Regions from separate parts of the Homo sapiens genome. Here region 1 is linked to region 2. The links are chromatin loops, found by intact Hi-C in ENCODE. Cell type or tissue: heart left ventricle. All regions are shown on one strand. Links, peaks and the distances in the headings refer to the core of each region. The heading gives the core; the rest is flanking DNA.

What was found. Peaks named below come from ENCODE experiments on the same cell type or tissue, not always from the same donor. Only the 100,000 strongest peaks of a DNase experiment are listed, where the experiment ranks them.
Region 1: a loop joins it to region 2, with 2.3 times the contacts of the local background. A loop is called at or near these places in 59 of 110 quality-filtered maps.

Annotation. Positions count from the first base shown.
Region 1 is chr2:202,879,951-202,888,675 of GRCh38, reverse strand. WDR12 (WD repeat domain 12) reads left to right here. Exons shown (of 13, transcript NM_018256.4): 9 at 4,141-4,281; 10 at 4,373-4,478; 11 at 4,935-5,067; 12 at 5,893-5,965; 13 at 7,739-8,725. The coding sequence ends at 7,816. Among named protein-coding and RNA genes, the nearest start is that of ICA1L, 13 kb to the right of the region's middle. In heart left ventricle, for the core only: no CTCF peak of the experiment used is centred there; no DNase peak of the experiment used is centred there; H3K27ac peaks cover 307 bases.
Region 2 is chr2:202,591,317-202,600,041 of GRCh38, reverse strand. No RefSeq gene overlaps it. Among named protein-coding and RNA genes, the nearest start is that of FAM117B, 39 kb to the left of the region's middle. In heart left ventricle, for the core only: no CTCF peak of the experiment used is centred there; no DNase peak of the experiment used is centred there.

The DNA of each region.
Region 1 (8,725 bases), core at 255-8,254, 290 kb before region 2:
ACATATCAAAAATAGGTATCTTCTCTTTGCATTTCTTTCTACTGCCTGAAATGTGTTAATGTGAATAATGCTGCCAGTTCATTTACCTGTCATTTGCTTGATATATTAACATACAATAGTCTTTTCCTCCTTAATTCTCAAAATTGCTTTTTTCCCTCCAGTACTTCTGTTCCACTTAGTTTGTAGTGACAATGTCAATGTTGACTTTTCTACTTTTAAAGAAAAGTTTTATTAGAGGAAAATTCACTTTTTGGTGTATAACTATTTAGTTTTGATGAATATATAGAATCATGTAACTGCTACACAACCAAGATATAGAACAGTCCATCATTCCTGAAAACTCATATTGCCCCTTCTTGTCAACTTTCCTCCCACCTCTATCCTCTGAAAACCACTACTCTGTTCTCTGTCCCTGTAATTTTTCCAGAATGTCATATAAGTGCAGTCACACAGTATAGTGTATATAGCTTTTTGTATCGGGCCCTTTTCACTTAGCATAAAGCATTTGACATTTTTTGAGGTTGTTGGGGGTTATTGATGCTGAGTAGTATTCTGTGGTATGGATATGCCACAGTTGGTTTAATCATTCACCAGCTGAAGGATATTTGATTGTTTCCAGTTTGGCAGTTATAAGTAAAACTATCAACATTTGTATTTAGGTTTTTGTGTGAACCTGTTTTCATTTATCTTGGATAAATGCCTAGGAATGGTATAGCTTATTCATATGATAAGTTTGCCTATTGTTTTTACCATGTCATTTTCTTTTTTTTTTTTTTTTTTTGAGACGGAGTCTCGCTCTGTCGCCCAGGTCGGACTGCGGACTGCAGTGGCGCAATCTCGGCTCACTGCAAGCTCCGCTTCCCGGGTTCACGCCATTCTCCTGCCTCAGCCTCCCGAGTAGCTGGGACTACAGGCGCCCGCCACCGCGCCCGGCTAATTTTTTGTATTTTTAGTAGAGACGGGGTTTCACCTTGTTAGCCAGGATGGTCTCGATCTCCTGACCTCATGATCCACCCGCCTCAGCCTCCCAAAGTGCTGGGATTACAGGCGTGAGCCACCGCGCCCGGCCTACCATGTCATTTTCTATTCTAGAGCCTTCTGATTACCTCTATGTCACCTTTTCATTTTGTTTTAGATGACATCAGAGATTGTTCTGTTTCTCACTCCTCTATCAGGTTCCTTTACTTCTTTCAGGAAAATGCTAAGAGACCTCAGGGATCATTTGGTCTAGGAGTTGGCAAATTACAGCCCAACAGCCAGTTTGGCTGTCACCTATTTTTGTGCTACAGAGAGCTAAGGATGGTTTTTACAATTATAAGTGTTGTAAAAACAACCCCTTATTAAAACAACTGTGGGCCAAGTGCAGTGGGGCACCTGTAACCCCAGCACTCTGGGAGGCTGAGGCGGGCACATCACCTGCAGTCAGGAGTGAAGACCAGCCTGACCAACATGGTGAAACCCCGTCTGTACTAAAAATGCGAAAAGTTAGCCAGGCGTGGTGGCACGTGCCTGTAATCCCAGCTACTTGGGAGGCTGAGGCAGGAGAGTCGCTTGAACCTGGGAGGTGGAAGTTGCAGTAAGCCAAGCTTGTGCATTGCACTCTAGCCTGGGCGATGAGTGAAGCTCCATCTCAAAAAAACAAAAAACAAAACTGTGGTATTATTCATACAGCAGAATATTACTCAGCAAAGAAAAATATACAACAGAAACTGTGTATGGTCTCCAAAGGCTGAAATATTTACTTGCTGGTTCTTTACTGAAAAAGTTTGCTTTCTGATCCAGTTATAACTCCTAAATATTACAGATGAGGCAATATTTAAGGAAGTTAAATGTAGCAAAGTTATATAAAAGTAGATTGACTATCCCCTATTCCAGAATTCTTTTCCTCTTTTTTTTTTTTTTTTTTTTGAGATGGAGTTTCACTCTTGTTGCCCAGGCTGGAGTGCAGTGGCGCAATCTCGGCTCACTGCAACCTTTGCTTCCTGGGTTCAAGCGATTCTCCTGCCTCAGCCTCCTGAGTAGCTGGGATGACAGGCATGCACCACCACGCCTGGCTAATTTTGTAGTTTTAGTAGAGACGGGGCTTCTCCATGTTGGTCAGGCTGGTCTTGAACTCCTGACCTCAGGTGATCACCCACCTCGGCCTCCCAAAGTTCTGGGATTACGGGTGTGAGCCACCGCACCCAGCTAGTTTTTTTGTTTGTTTGTTTGTTTTTAAGAGACAGACTCTCACTGTGTTGCCCAGGGTAGAGTGCAGTGGCACAATCTCAGCTAATGGCAACCTCCACGTCCCAGGTTCAAGCAATCCTCCCATGTAAGCCTCTCAGGTAGCTGAGACTACAGGAGTGTGCTACCACAGCCAGTTCATTTCTATATTTTTTTGTAGAGACAGGGTTTCAGCATGTTGCCCAGGCTGGTCTTGAACTCCTGAGCTCAAGTGATCCACCCACCTCGGCCTCCCAAAGTGCTAGGATTATAGGTGTTAGCCACCGTGTGTGGCCTCCTCTCTTTTTTTTTTTTTTTAGAGACAAGATCTCTCTTGTTCACACAAAAACCTAAATTACAATTATAAAGTGTTGTAAAAAACAACCCCTTATTAAAACAACTGTGGGCCGAGTGCAGTGGCCCACTGCAGGAGTGGGCCTGGCTGGAGTGCAGTGGCGTGATGGTAGCTCACTGTAGCCTCAAACTGCTGGGCTCAAGTGATCCTTCTACTTCAGCCTCCCAAATAGATATGACTATAGTCATGTGTCATTAAGCCCAGCTAATTTTATTTTTAGTAGAGACGGGGTCTTACTATGTTGCCTAGGCTGTTCTCAAACCCCTGGGCTCCAGTGATCCTCCTGCTTCAGCCTCCCAAAGCGTTGAGACTACAGGTATGAGCCTCTGTGCCTGGCTCTTCCCACTCTCTTTTATATACTCCTTATATTTAAGGTAGGTACTCTACCTAGTTACCTAGTTTGGGGCTTTTAGTTTAGAAAGACATTAGAGATTGTGGAGTATTAATAAGTGAACTGTGTACATTATTTAAAGATTAAATAATAGGACTTAAAGATACTGAGGAATGAGGTGGTAAGAATAACTTACTGAGATTAATTTACCTGGAGGAGTTGTGTAGAAATTGGCGGCATATTTTGTGTGAAGGTGCTGAAACCTATATCTGTCTGATCACAAAGGTTTTTGTGTTAACTGTGAAGCAGTTTCACTAATAACCAGTCTAAGGGAGGATTCCCACTGGTTGGAGGATAGTAAAGGTCATCGTATGCCAGGCACCAGGAATAGAAGTGTGAATACTTTCACCCACCGCATCCTGGGCTGCAGTTTTACCAGTTGCCTGAATCTGGTGAGGAAGAGCACACACGCAACACGTTACATGAAACGGGTTTATTACTTACAGATAGGCAGCAAGGGACAACAGAAGCCGAGGATCCATTGTGAGCCAGTCCCCCAAGGCTCAAGAAAGCTGCCAGGGGCAAATGGAGTGTTAACTGCATATGCCTCACTTGCAGTACAGCTGAGGGATCCCAAAAAACAGCCTGCCCTGGTTTTTGTACCCTGGGGTCACTTGACTCTGGGCAAAGTTTGAAGGACATCCTGTTTCTAAGAGCTGGAATAGAGCCCCCAGGCTATGCTGGCCAGTTGCTCCCTATCTCAGGATGTTATATTCCCAGAATATTCTATAGTTATTTTGAGAACTACAGGCAAGAAGAAAAGAGGGGGGGAGAAACTGTATCCATCAGTCCAAGGCCATTGGGAAACCATCCAGCACTAATCTTTAATATAACATTTGTCAGCTGGGAGAGTTAAGTTTGTGTTAATGCTGATCAAAATGAAAAGTAGAACAGATGAGGAGCAGCAGAATATAGTGGAAAGACTACAGACGAGTAATATTTGGGGTCAAATTCAAGTCTGCCACTTATAAGCTCTATGACCTTGGGCAAGTTATCTTTATCAGCCTCAGTGTCTTGTATAAAATAAAAACAGAAATATCCATTCCATTGTAAAGGAAGAAATAAGTCAGGATATGAAAGATGGGCAGTTTGTCTCTGTCATGTGGGCTTTGTAAGTAATAAGTACTATTATTGTTTCAATTATTCTGTAATGAAAACACTTTCCCCTTTTGGGGTTCTTCCTTTCTAGACTCCCATAGTGACCCTCTCTGGCCACATGGAGGCAGTTTCCTCAGTTCTGTGGTCAGATGCTGAAGAAATCTGCAGTGCATCTTGGGACCATACAATTAGAGTGTGGGATGTTGAGTCTGGCAGTCTTAAGTCAACTTTGGTAAGACAAATTCAGTGTTCTTTTAAGTGATAAACTTCTAGAGATGGTTTTTAGTCTACCATGGTTAATGTTCTTTCCTTTTCTTTTTCAGACAGGAAATAAAGTGTTTAATTGTATTTCCTATTCTCCACTTTGTAAACGTTTAGCATCTGGAAGCACAGATAGGCATATCAGACTGTGGGATCCCCGAACTAAAGGTGAGTCATGTAAACCACTGGGGGAATATATGTGTGAATAACATCTATTTCTCATCTCTCTGGAGATGTACAAAAAAAGGAATTTCTGGCCAGGCGTGGTGGCTCATGCCTGTAATCCCAGCACTTTGAGAGGCCGAGGCGGGCAGATCATGAGGTCAGGAGTTGGAGATCAGCCTGGCCAACATAGAGAAACCCTGCCTTTACTAAAAATACAAAAATCAGCTGGGTGTGGTGGCGCGTGCCTGTAATCCCAGCTACTCAGGAGGCTGAGGCAGGAGAATCACTTGAATCCCAGAGGCAGAGGTTGCAGTGAGCCAAGATTGCACTACTGCACTCCAGCCTGGTGACAGAGCAAGACTCCATCTCAAAAAAAAAATTTCTACAAATATTTTTTGGGTTCCTTCTACCTACTTCCCTTTTCTAAAATTCAACGCTTGTCTTTTTTGCTTTGTTCAGATGGTTCTTTGGTGTCGCTGTCCCTAACGTCACATACTGGTTGGGTGACATCAGTAAAATGGTCTCCTACCCATGAACAGCAGCTGATTTCAGGATCTTTAGATAACATTGTTAAGCTGTGGGATACAAGAAGGTAAATTCTATTTATGATCTATAAGAGAAACATATCAATTACCTGTTATAGAAAGGAAATGAATACTGAAATTCTTATCTAAAACCAGAAGAGTAAAAAAAGCCTCATGGTTTTGCAACCTCATGTGACAAATACTGATATGCAAAAGAAAAGCCAGGATCAAAAAAATTTTTGGCCAGGCACAGTGGCTCACACCTGTAATCCCAGCACTTTGGAAGGCTGAGGCAGGCAGATCACCTGAGGCTGGGTGTTCAGGACCATCCTGGCCAACATGGTGAAACTCTGTCTCTAATAAAAATACAAAAATTAGCCGGGCATGATGGCGCACTCCTGTAATCCCAACTACACAGGAGGCTGAGGCAGGAGAATCGCTCGAACCCAGGAGGCGGAGGTTGCAGTGAGCCGAGATTGCATCAGTGCACTCCAGCCTGGGCAACAGACCAAGACTCCATCTCAAAAAGAAAAAGAAATTCATGTTAATATGTTGTTTTGTTGCATATAGATAGCTAGACAAACAGTATATAAGGCCATAGTTTGGGGGTTAAAGTAGTCAAGGAAGTGTGAAAATGGGCCTAATTATAAATAAATTCTTAAAATGAAATAACATTTTTTTCTGAATATATTTGTTATAATAAATGTCTGTGGTCTACCAATGATACAGGAAAAAGAGGAGAGATGATCAAATAAACAGAATTTTAAGATTAAGTGGTTATTGGGGCAAGGTTGGTAAACCCTGTAAAGTTTTCAGATAAGTATAAGTGATTATTCAAATGTTTGTTTTAACACTGTGAATGCATATAATATGTTAATATTTTCATCTTTTAGTTGTAAGGCTCCTCTCTATGATCTGGCTGCTCATGAAGACAAAGTTCTGAGTGTAGACTGGACAGACACAGGGGTAAGAATTTATTAGTTATTTGATGAAGAGGAAAGTGACTAGAATAAATCTGGTGTTTGTGTTTATAAAATGTATTAGTTTCGGGCCGGGTGCAGTGGCTCACGCCTGTAATCGCAGCACTTTGGGAGGCCAAGGTGGGCAGATCACGAGGTCAGGAGATCGAGGCCATCCTGACTAACAAGGTGGAACCCCGTCTCTACTAAAAACACAAAAAATTAGCCGGGCATGGTGGCGGGCGCCTGTAGTTCCAGCTACTTGGGAGGCTGAAGCAGGAGAATGGCGTGATCCAAGGAGGCGGAGCTTGCAGTGAGCTGAGATCGAGCCACTGCACTCCAGCCTGGGAGATAGACTCCATCTCAAGAAAAAAAAAACATTTATTAGTTTCAATATATTTGATATTTATAATTCTGTATTATTTCACTTAATATTATTTATAAAATGTCACCTCTCATTCAAAGAAGAAACAAATTTGTCCTTTAATAGGCCAGGCATGGTGGCTTATGCCTGTAATCCTACCACTTTGGGAGGGAAAGGGGGAAGATTCTTTGAGCCCAGGAGTTCAAAACCAGCCTAGGCAACATAGTGAGATGATGTCTCTACAAAAATTAAAAAATTAGTTATCCATGGTGGTGTGACCTACTTGAGCCTACTTGAGCCTGAAGCAGGAGGATCACTTGTGCCTGGGAGGTCGAGGATGCAATGAACTATGATCGCGCCACTGCACTCTAGCCTGGGTAACAGAGTGATACCCTGTCTCAAAATAATAATAATACTAGGAATAGTAAATTTGAAATTTTGGAGCATTTTTTTTTCTTGTGAGTATAGTGGGTTTTTTGTTGTTTTTGCTGTTGTTGTTTTAAGAAACAAGGTCCTTTATTGCCCAGGCTGGAATGTTAGTGGTGCGGTCGTGACTCACTGCAGCCTTGAACTCCTGGGTTCAAGCAATCCTCCCGCCCCCATGTGTATCTTCTTTATTTATTTTTAGAGATTGAGGCTTGAACTCCTGGGCTTAGGTGATCCTCTTGCCCTAGCCTTCTGAGTAGCAGGGACTACAGGTGGGTGCCACCATATCTGGCAAATTTTTAAATTTTTTGTAGAGACGTGGTCTCACTGTGTTCCCCAAGGTAGTCTTGAACTCCTGGCCTCAAGCAGTTCTCCCGCCTCAGCCTCCCAGAGTGTTAGAATTACAGGTGTGAGCCACTGTGCCTAGCCCCCACGAGTATCTTCATGAAACATTTTACCTCCAAAAACTCACTACTTAAGACTAATTGGATCAAAGTGTTTACCAGTTGGAAAAATCTTGCATAAGTCTGCATTATAAAATGTGTTTAAAGAATTACAATTTAATTATTTTTATGTATATACGTAAGCTCTTACTGCCTAAGAATTCTTTCCAAATATAAGGCCTAGGGCTACTTGAATAATTTGTAATATACAATTAATGTGTTGTCCTTTAAAAATTTTTAATTTTCTTTAATAGGTAAAACTGTATCCCTTTCAAACTTATGTATCTTGGCAGATGCTTTATAGAAAGTGCAACAGCATATTATGTCTCAACCAAATTTAAATGATAGCTTTTAATGTTTTAATAAACTGTATCATAGTATAGTAGTGAAACAACGTTGGTCCCTTTACTCACTCTCAATGCAAGTTAACTGCTCACCCATAATTCCTTTTGTAATGAAAATCATTAGTATTTAATTAGGTTTAGCTATGATGTGAAATAATTATATTTATTTATGTTTTCTTGTCTTTTTCTCTCCTTTTACACAGCTACTTCTGAGTGGAGGAGCAGACAATAAATTGTATTCCTACAGATATTCACCTACCACTTCCCATGTTGGGGCATGAAAGTGAACAATAATTTGACTATAGAGATTATTTCTGTAAATGAAATTGGTAGAGAACCATGAAATTACATAGATGCAGATGCAGAAAGCAGCCTTTTGAAGTTTATATAATGTTTTCACCCTTCATAACAGCTAACGTATCACTTTTTCTTATTTTGTATTTATAATAAGATAGGTTGTGTTTATAAAATACAAACTGTGGCATACATTCTCTATACAAACTTGAAATTAAACTGAGTTTTACATTTCTCTTTAAAGGTATTGGTTTGAATTCAGATTTGCTTTTTTATTTTTATTTGTTTTTTTTTTTTTTGAGATGGAGTCTTGCTCTGTTGCCTAGGCTGGAGTGCAGTGGCGCAATCTCAACTCACTGCAACCTCCGCTTCCTAGGTTCAATCGATTCTCCTGTCTCAACCTCCCAAGTAGCTGGGATTACAGGCACACATCACGATGTCCTGCTAATTTTTGTATTTTTAGTAGAGACGGGGTTTTGCCATGTTGGCCAGGCTGGTCTTGAACTCCTGACCTCAGGTGATCTGCCCACCTCAGCCTCCCAAAGTGAGCCACTGTGCCTGGCCGAATTAAGATTTGTTTTTGAAATGCTGTAAAAGGTTATATTGGAAATCCAGTAATTGATTGTTGAGATTTTTATTTCTGTTAGAGACTTAGATTTTTTTAAGTTAGCTATTTTAAAAAAGCATTCAAAAAGATTAATGAAAATTGTAATAGAGAAAAAGTTAGAAATTCAGTTCCTTTTGGCAGAATAAATGTTCAAGAAAATTAGGCTGTGAGGGTACTCAGAACATTAAAAAAAATGTAGGCTGGGCATGGTGGCTCACACCTGTAATCCCAGCACATTGGGAGGCCGAGGCAGGTGGATCACCTGAGGTCAGGAGTTTGAGACCACCCT
Region 2 (8,725 bases), core at 454-8,453:
CATAGGTTTTTCCTCTTTTTTCTAATTATGTGTTTTCAAGTTTTCCATTAGAAATACATATTACTTCTATAATAAAAAAAATTTTTATTTTTTTAAAAGGGAAAAAAGAGTCTTATTCAATATAAAATATCTCCATATTTGACTGAATTAAAATGAAACTGTTATAGAGTTTCAGTTCTGTTTTGTTTTGTTTATGTGTCCCCCAAGCTGGAGTGCAGTGGCCCTATCTCGGCTCACTGCAACCTCTGCCCCCCGGGTTCAAGCGATTCTTCTGACGCAGCCTCCTGAATAGCTGGGACTACAGGCGCCTGGCACCACGCTCAGCTAATTTTTGTATTTTTAGTAGAGATAGTGTTTCACCATGTTGGCCAGGCTGGTCTCAAACTCCTGACCTCAGATGATCTGCCTGCCTCAGCCTCCCAAGGTGCTGGGATTACAGGTGTGAGCCACCATACCCGGCTGAGTTTCAGTTTTATAAGATGAAAGAGTTAGGGAGGTGGATGGTGGTGATGGTTGCACAAAATTTTGAATATATACATACCACTCCACTGTAGACTTAAAATAGTTAAGATGGTAAATTTTATGTGTATTTTAACACAATAATTAAAAATTGAAAATGTCACATGAAACAGTGGTCTGAAGAGACAAAACTGAAAGCTTATTAAGAGAATGAGAAGATAAGTCACAGACTAGGAGGAAATAGTTGCAAAAGATGTATCTGATAAAACAGTGTTATATGGCCGGGTGTGGTGGTTCAGGCCTGTAATCCCAACACTTTGGGAGGCCAAGATGGATGGATTACTTGAGTCCAGGAGTTCAAGACTAGCTTGGGCAATATAGCAAACCCTATCTCTCCAAAAAAAAAAAAAAAAAAAAAAAGTAGCAGGGTATGGTGGCTCAGGATGGCTGGAGCCTGGGAGGTTGAAGCCGCAGTGAACTGTGATCACATCACTGCACTCCAGCCTTGGTGACAGAGTGAGCCTCTGTCTCAAGGGAAAAAAAATGTTGTTTTTAAAAAATATATACAAAGAACTATTTTTAAAATGTATTTGTTTGTTAGAGATGGGGTCTTGCTATGTTGCCTAAGCTGAATTAGAACTCGTGGGCTCAAGGGATCCTCCTGCCTCAGATTCTGAAGTAGCTGGGACAACAGGCACAAACTGTCATGCCCAGCTCAAAATACACAAAGAATTCTTAAAACTCTGGGAGCTAAGCTATGAAGATGCAAATACATAAGAATGATACAATGGACTTTGGGGACTCGGGGGAAAGGGTGGGGGGTGAGGAATAAAAGACTACACATTGGGTACAGTGTACACTGCTCATACACTGCTCATGATTTGGTGATGGGTGCACCAAAATCTCAGAAATTACCACTAAAGAACTTATTCATGTAACTAGATACCACCCGTCTCCCCAAAACTGATTGAAATAAAAAGAAAAGTAGCTATAATTGGTGTCATTTAAAAATAAAGTTTAATAATAATTTCTGGTCACTAAAAAAATAAAAAGAATTCTTAAAACTCAACAATAAGAAAATAACCCAATTTAAAAATGGGCAAAAGAGGCTGGGCACGGTGGCTCACACCTGTAATCCCAGCACTTTTGGAGGCCAAGGCTGGCGTATCACGAGATCAGGAGATCGAGACCATCCTGGCTAACATGGTGAAACTCCGTCTCTACTAAAAAAATACAAAAAAAAAAAAAAATTAGCTGGGCATGGTGGTGGGCGCCTGTAGTCCCAGCTACACAGGAGGCTGAGGCAGGAGAATGGCCTGAACCCGGGAGGCAGAGCTTGCAGTGAGCAGACATCGCGCCACTGCACTCCAGCCTGGGCAACAGAGTGAGACTCTGTCTGAAAAAAAAAGGGCAAAAGACCTGAACAGATTCACATCACCAAGAAGATACACAGAAGGCAAATAAGCAATGAAAAATCCTCAACATTGTAAGTCATTAGGGAATCGCAAATTAAAACAACAATATCAGTACCAACCTACTAGAAAGGCTAAAATCCAAAAGAGTGACAATACCAAATGGTGACAAGGAGGTACAGCAGTAAGAACTCTTACTCATTGCTGATGAGATATCAAAATGGTATAGAAGACACTTTGGCAGTTTCTTACAAACTAAACACACTCATACATATGATCTAGTGATTGCATTCCTTGCTATTTACCCTAAGGAGTCAAAAACTTAAGCCTACATGCCAGGCATGGTGGTGCACGTCTGTAGTCCTAGCTACTGGAGGGGTTGAGGTCAGACGATAACTTGAGCCCAGGGGTTCAGGTCCAGCCTGGGCAACATAATGAGATGCCGTCTCTAAAAATTTTTTAATAAAAAAAAATTACACAAAAATCTGCACACGCATGTTTATAACAACTTTATTCATAATTGCCAAATCTTGGAAGCAAATAAGAAGTCAACTAAGGATAAATAAACTGCAGTACATCCATTGGATGGAATTTTATTTAGCGCTAAAATGAAAGGAGCTATCAAGCCATCAAAAGACATGGAGGAAACTTAAATGCATATTGGTAATTAAAAGAAGCCAATCTGAAAGGGCTGTATGATTCTAACTATATGATATTTTGAAAAGGCAAAACTATGGAGGCAGTAAAAAAGATTAGTGGTTACCAGGGATTAGGGGAGGGAGGGATGAACAGGAGAAGCACAAAGGATTTTTAGGGGAGTGAAATTATTGTGTAGGATACTATAATTGTGGACACATTATACATTGTGAAACCCAGAGACTGTACAACACCAAAAGTGAACCCTAATATAAACCATGGACTTTGGATGATAATGTTGATGTATGCATGTAGATTCATTGATTGTAATGTAAGTACCACTCTAGTGCATGATGTTGATAGTGAGGGAGGCTGGTCGTGGGGAAGAGGTCATAAGAGAATGTGCTATATTTTCCACTCAATTTTTCTGTGAATTTGAACTGCTCTATAAAATAAAGTGTATTAAAAAAACACAGGCCAGGAGCCATGGCTCAGGCCTGTAATCCCAGCACTTTGGGAGGCCGAGACGGGTGGATCACTTGAGGTCAGTAGTTCAAGACCATCCTGGCCAACATGGTGAAACCCCATCTCTACTAAAAATACAAAAATTAGCTGGGCGTGGTGGTGGGCGCCTGTAATCCCAGCTACTCAGGAGGCTGAGGCAGAAGAATCACTTGAACCTGGGAGGTGGAGATTGCAGTGAGCCAAGATCGCACTACTGCACTGCAGCCTGGGCGACAGAGTGAGACTCCGTCTAAAAAAAAACCCCAAAAAATTAAAAAATAAATTTAAAAAAAACTAAAGTCTCAGAGAGAGATGCATGTTGGATCAAGTCATTATTAGGAAAGTAATCTGATCTTAATCAGATCATTCTTATGTATTTGTATCATTCTTTTGTATACGACTTGATCTATTGGATCAAGTCATTATTAGGAACCTGTCCCAGCAAACTTTCCAGTTCAGTAAAAGCCACCATCATTCTCCCACTTACTGAAGCCAGAAACCCAGGTGTTGTTCTCGACAACTTCTTTGACCTCACTTCCCACTTTCAAATACTCATACTCAAACATATTTTAATTTTCTTTCCATCACTGTTGCCACCTTTTGAGACCAACCCACCATTGTCATTCTCCAAAACTAAAAATAGTCCAACAGGTCAACTAGCTTCTATTTTTTGGCAGATTTCAATCAATTCTCTACACAGTGGCCAGACTAATCTTTTGGAAACAAATTTATGTCACTTTACTACTTAAAACTTGAATGGATTTTTTTCCTGCGCCTTTGAATAAAAGTAAAAGTCTGTAAGGCTGTTCAGGCATCTGCCTATCTTCTAACCTCAACTCACATCTCTCTCCCTCTTGCTCATCAGGCACCAAGGACATGAACCATCCTTTACCACCCAGCCTAGCAGAGTCTCCTGTAATTCTTCCTGTTACTCTCTGCTTTGGGATCTAGTTTGTTTCCTTCTATAGCTCTTTGAACGTTATAAATTCTTGTTTACTTATTCTCTGTTGATCGCTCCCACTAAACAGGAGCTCCATGAGAGCAAGACTTCATCTGTTGGGTGCCAGGCAGTGTTCTGCCTAACATGGCAATACCAGCACCTAACATTGCCTGGCACATAGTAGGCAGTGGTGTGCCAAAGGTGAAGCAATGGGAGTAAAAAGCTTTAACCTCCGGGGTTAAAGCGATTCTCCTGCCTCAGCCTCCCAAGTAGGTGGGGTTACAGGTGCCCACCACAATGTCCTGCTATCATTTCATTATTCTTTTTTTTTTTTTTTTCCGGGAGACGGAGTCTTGCTCTGCCGCCCAGGCTGGAGTGCAATTGGCGTGATCTCAGCTGACTGCAACCTCCGCCTCCCAGGTTCAAGCAATTCTCCTGCCTCAGCCTTCCAAGTAGCTGGGACTACAGGCGCATGGCGCCGAACCCGTCTAATTTTTTGTATTTTAGTAGAGACGGGGTTCACCGTGTTGCCCAGGCTGGTCTCGAATTTCTGAGCTCAGGCAATCCGCCCGCCTCCGCCTCCCAAAGTGTTGGGATTACAGGCGTGAGCCACCGCGCCCGGCCAAAAATAAATTGTATAAAGGAGCAGACTAATGTATACATTAGTCAATTTTATTATTATCACTATTTTGAGATGGGGTCTCGCTCTGTCGCCCAGGCTGGAGTGCAGTGGGACGATCTCTGCTCACTGCAAACTCCCCCTCCCGGGTTCAAGCGATTCTGCTGCCTCAGCCTCCCAAGTAGCTGGGATTACAGGGATGTGCCACTATGTCATGCTAATTTTTGTATTTTTAGTAGAGACGGTTTCACCGTGTTGGCCAGGCTGGTCTGGAAGTCCTGACCTCAGGTGATCCGCCCACCTCGGCCTCCCAAAGTGTTGGGATTACAAGCTTGAGCCACCGCGCCCAGCCTACCTTTTCCTTTTTTAAACTGAGCAGTTAATTTCCTTCCTATTTACCCACTATCTGTTTGGAGAGGAGTTCATTTACTTAGTCTAGAGGAGAGAGAAATGAAACCCTTTAATTTTGCTTTTGGGTGGAGACTTATTAAGGAAGGTGCAGGAAAGAGCAGTGTAGAATTACAGGACTTACAAGAACATATCGTTACTTCCTATAAAATTGGCAGCTCTTATATTGCTTTAATTTGCACAGTTTTCTTCTCACCCTCCCAAATTATGCAACTGCATGTTGATTTGCATGATAAATGTGTAACTGAAAAGACTATTTGTACCAGAGGAGAGTCTATTTAATGAAAAGTATTGGTGAATCCTTTTAATTAAAGAATCAGTTTTTGTTCTATAAAATCATGTTTTCAGGTAGCAGATTTGCTTAAAGAGAGGCATATCTGTATGCTGAATAATGGATTTTACGCTTTTTGAATTCTAGCCTGAATTTCACTCACATTTTGGTCCAGAAAAGGCAGTTTAACAGGATCAGTAGCATCAATAACCTTACCCAATATAAAATTGTAAGTTATCCATTGTATACTAAAGTTGAAAACACTAAAAGTCAAATTTGGGCCCCCATAATTTAGGTGAAGATAAATCAGATAAAGTTTAGCAATAAATGAGGAGAGCATTTCCAAATAAGATATCTAAGAAAGAGGCTAAAGGGATCGGGAGAAGGAGAAGGGGATTTTGTAGTTTAGAGAAGAACAAACTATAGGGAAGATTTTCATTAATTTTTTTTTTTTTTTTTCCTGAGACAGAGTCTCACTCTGTTGCCCTGGCTGGAGTGCAGTGGTGCAATCTTGGCTCACTGCAAGCTCTGCCTCCCAGATTCAAGCTATTCTCATGCCTCAGCCTCCCGAGTAGCTGGGATTACAGGCTTGCGTCACCACGCCTGGCTAATTTTTATATTTTTAGTAGAGACGGGGTTTCACCATGTTGGCCAGGCTGTCTCGAACTCCCGGCCTCAAGTGATCTACCCGCCTTGGCCTCCCAAAGTGCTGGGGTTACAGACTGAGCCACTGCACCCAGCCTCATTAACTTTGAAATAGATAAAAGGATATCATCTACTGCTTTCTTTGACAGGAGAGACTATAAGAATAAATAGCCCAGGGTTACTATTAGAAAAATTTTGGGTGAGAAACAGTACAAATAAATCTTTGTACAAATAAGACTGTGAAGGTGAAGGACACTGGGGTGAGTTTCTGAAGTTACTAGCACACAGCTCCGTACTTCTTGGCCTCAGTTAGCAGGGAGGCAGGGGCTTGATTTAGAGCGAATATTCCTGAATGCCTCTTCCCTTTGGTCCTAACATGCTAAAAGACTGACTTGAAACTCTTTTTGTTTAACCTTTCTTTACTCAAGCATGGCTTTCCTTTTCTACTTTTATTTCTCCTATCAAGTTAAAAGAAAAATGCATTAAAAAGAGAAGCCTCAGCCGGGAGCAGCGGCTCACGCCTGTAATCCCAGCACTTTGGGAGGCCAAGGTGGGCGGATCACAAGGTCAGGAGTTCAAGACCAGCCCGACCAACATGGTGAAACCCCGTCTCTACTAAAAATGCGAAAAGAAAATCAGCCGGGCGTGGTGGCGGCTGCCTGTAATCTCAGCTACTCGGGAGGCTGAGGCGGGAGAATTGCTTGAACGCTGGAGGCGGAGGCTGCAGTGAGCTGAGATAACGCCACTGCCCTCCACCCTGGGCGACAGTGTGAGAATCCATCTCAAAAAAAAAAAAAAAGAGAGAAGCTTCTATGCAGACAACCAAGCTGAGTGTATGATGATTCTGAGTACCCCATTTGCTTGGTGATGCTTATATAATGAAAGTTTATTTGGGGTTTAAGGTAAGCCAGTTTTGTTTAGTTTTGGGTAGTCATTTATCCCATGAATAAGTATTGGAACCTTATTTAGATACAGGTTTCAGTGAGAGATGTGGGCATGGAGAATGGAGAAATAAGGTAACCATGGACTTCCTATGGAAGAAGACAAAAGTGTGCACCACTGGAGAGGGCAGAAAAGCTGCCCTACGTCAGAGTCTTAGACAGGGATGGCTCACCTCTCAAGTTCCCCTCCTCTCAATTCCACAATGCCAAGCTTTTCCTCTAGGCTCTTATATTCACATTATGTCTGCGACGAAAGTTCTTACAGCAGGTACAAACCAAAGATTACAAAGATTAGGAAGGTAATATAAATGGGTAAATCTAGTTGGATTAAGACAACTGGAAGTTGCTGGGTTTGGGGAAGGTCCAGGTCCCACCTAAAAGGCATTCAGATAAAAACAAATGTTAAATACTCTGCAGGCCAAACAAAACACAGCTGGCTGGCTAAATTTAGCCCTATGCTCATCATGCTTTCCTCCTTTCTTAGAGAATAGAGCTTAAAGTATTCCTCTTGTATGCAGATATGTATATGATACAGAAAATCAGAAGTAATTGAGAGGGAGGACTAGATAGAGCATGGTTTACTGAAATTCTACATACCTTAGGAGAGACTATTTCCATAATTTTATTCAAACTGTGAATTGAAGAATCTTGGTTCTGGTTCCTTGTTTTATTTTCACTTTTTTTTTTTTTTCTGAGAGAGTCTCACTCTTGTCACCCAGGTTAGAGTGCAGTGGTGAGATCTCAGCTCACTGCAACCTCTGTCTCCCGGGTTCAAGAGATTTTCCTGCCTCAGCCACCTGAGTAGCTGGGATTACAGGTGTGCACCACCATGCCCAGCTAATTTTTTTGTATTTTTAATAGAGACGGGGTTTCACCATGTTGGGCAGGCTAGTCTCAAACTTCTGACTTCAAGTGATCCTCTCGCCTTGGCCTTCCAAAGTGCTGGGATTACAGGCATAAGCCACCGCACCGGGCCTGGTTTCTGGTTTTAATTCTTCAAATCTGCTTTGGGATGAGAAATATAAACTATTTCTGCGTAAATCCCTTTGAAAGGGTGGACTTCCTCCCCCCCATCACCCCAATAGGTTGAAATTTGATTGCTGAGTCAGATATAATCCATGATACTTTAGCACTCCCCAGATTATTTGGAGGTATTTTGATTTATCAGGATAGATACAGTCATGTCTCATTCTTTCCTTTTTTTTATTTTTTTTTTTTGAGATGGAATTTCGCTTTTGTTGCCCAGACTGGTATGTAATGGTGCAATCTCGGCTCACCACAACCTCCGCCTCCCAGGTTCAAGCGATTCTCCTGCCTCAGCCTCTCGGGCAGCTGGGATTACAGGCATGCACCACCATGCCCAGCTAATTTTGTATTTTTAGTAGAGATGGGGTTTCTCCATGTTGGTCAGGCTGGTCTTGAACTCCCGTCCCCAGGTCTGCCTGCCTCGGCCTCCCAAAGTGCTGGGATTACAGGTGTGAGCCACCGTGCCCAGCCTTTCCTCATTATTTCATGTTCATCTTTAGTAAAGCAGCTATCAGTAGCTTCACTTGCCACCTAAAACTTCCAATATACGTTCTTATAACTGGAGAACTTTCAGTCAGTTTATACATCTAGAGGAATCTTTTTTAATTTTTTATTTTTGAGACAGAGTCTCACTCTGTCACCCAGGCTGGGGTGCAGTGGTGCAATCTCAGCTCACTGCAAACTCTGCCTCCTGGGTTCAAGCATTTCTCCTGCCTCAGCCTCCTGAGTAGCAGGGACTACAGGCACATGCCACCACGTCCGGCTAATTTTTGTATTTCTAGTAGAGATGGGATTTCACCATGTTGGCCAGGATGGTCTTGATCTCCTGACCTTGTGATCCACCCACCTCAGCCTCCCAAAGTG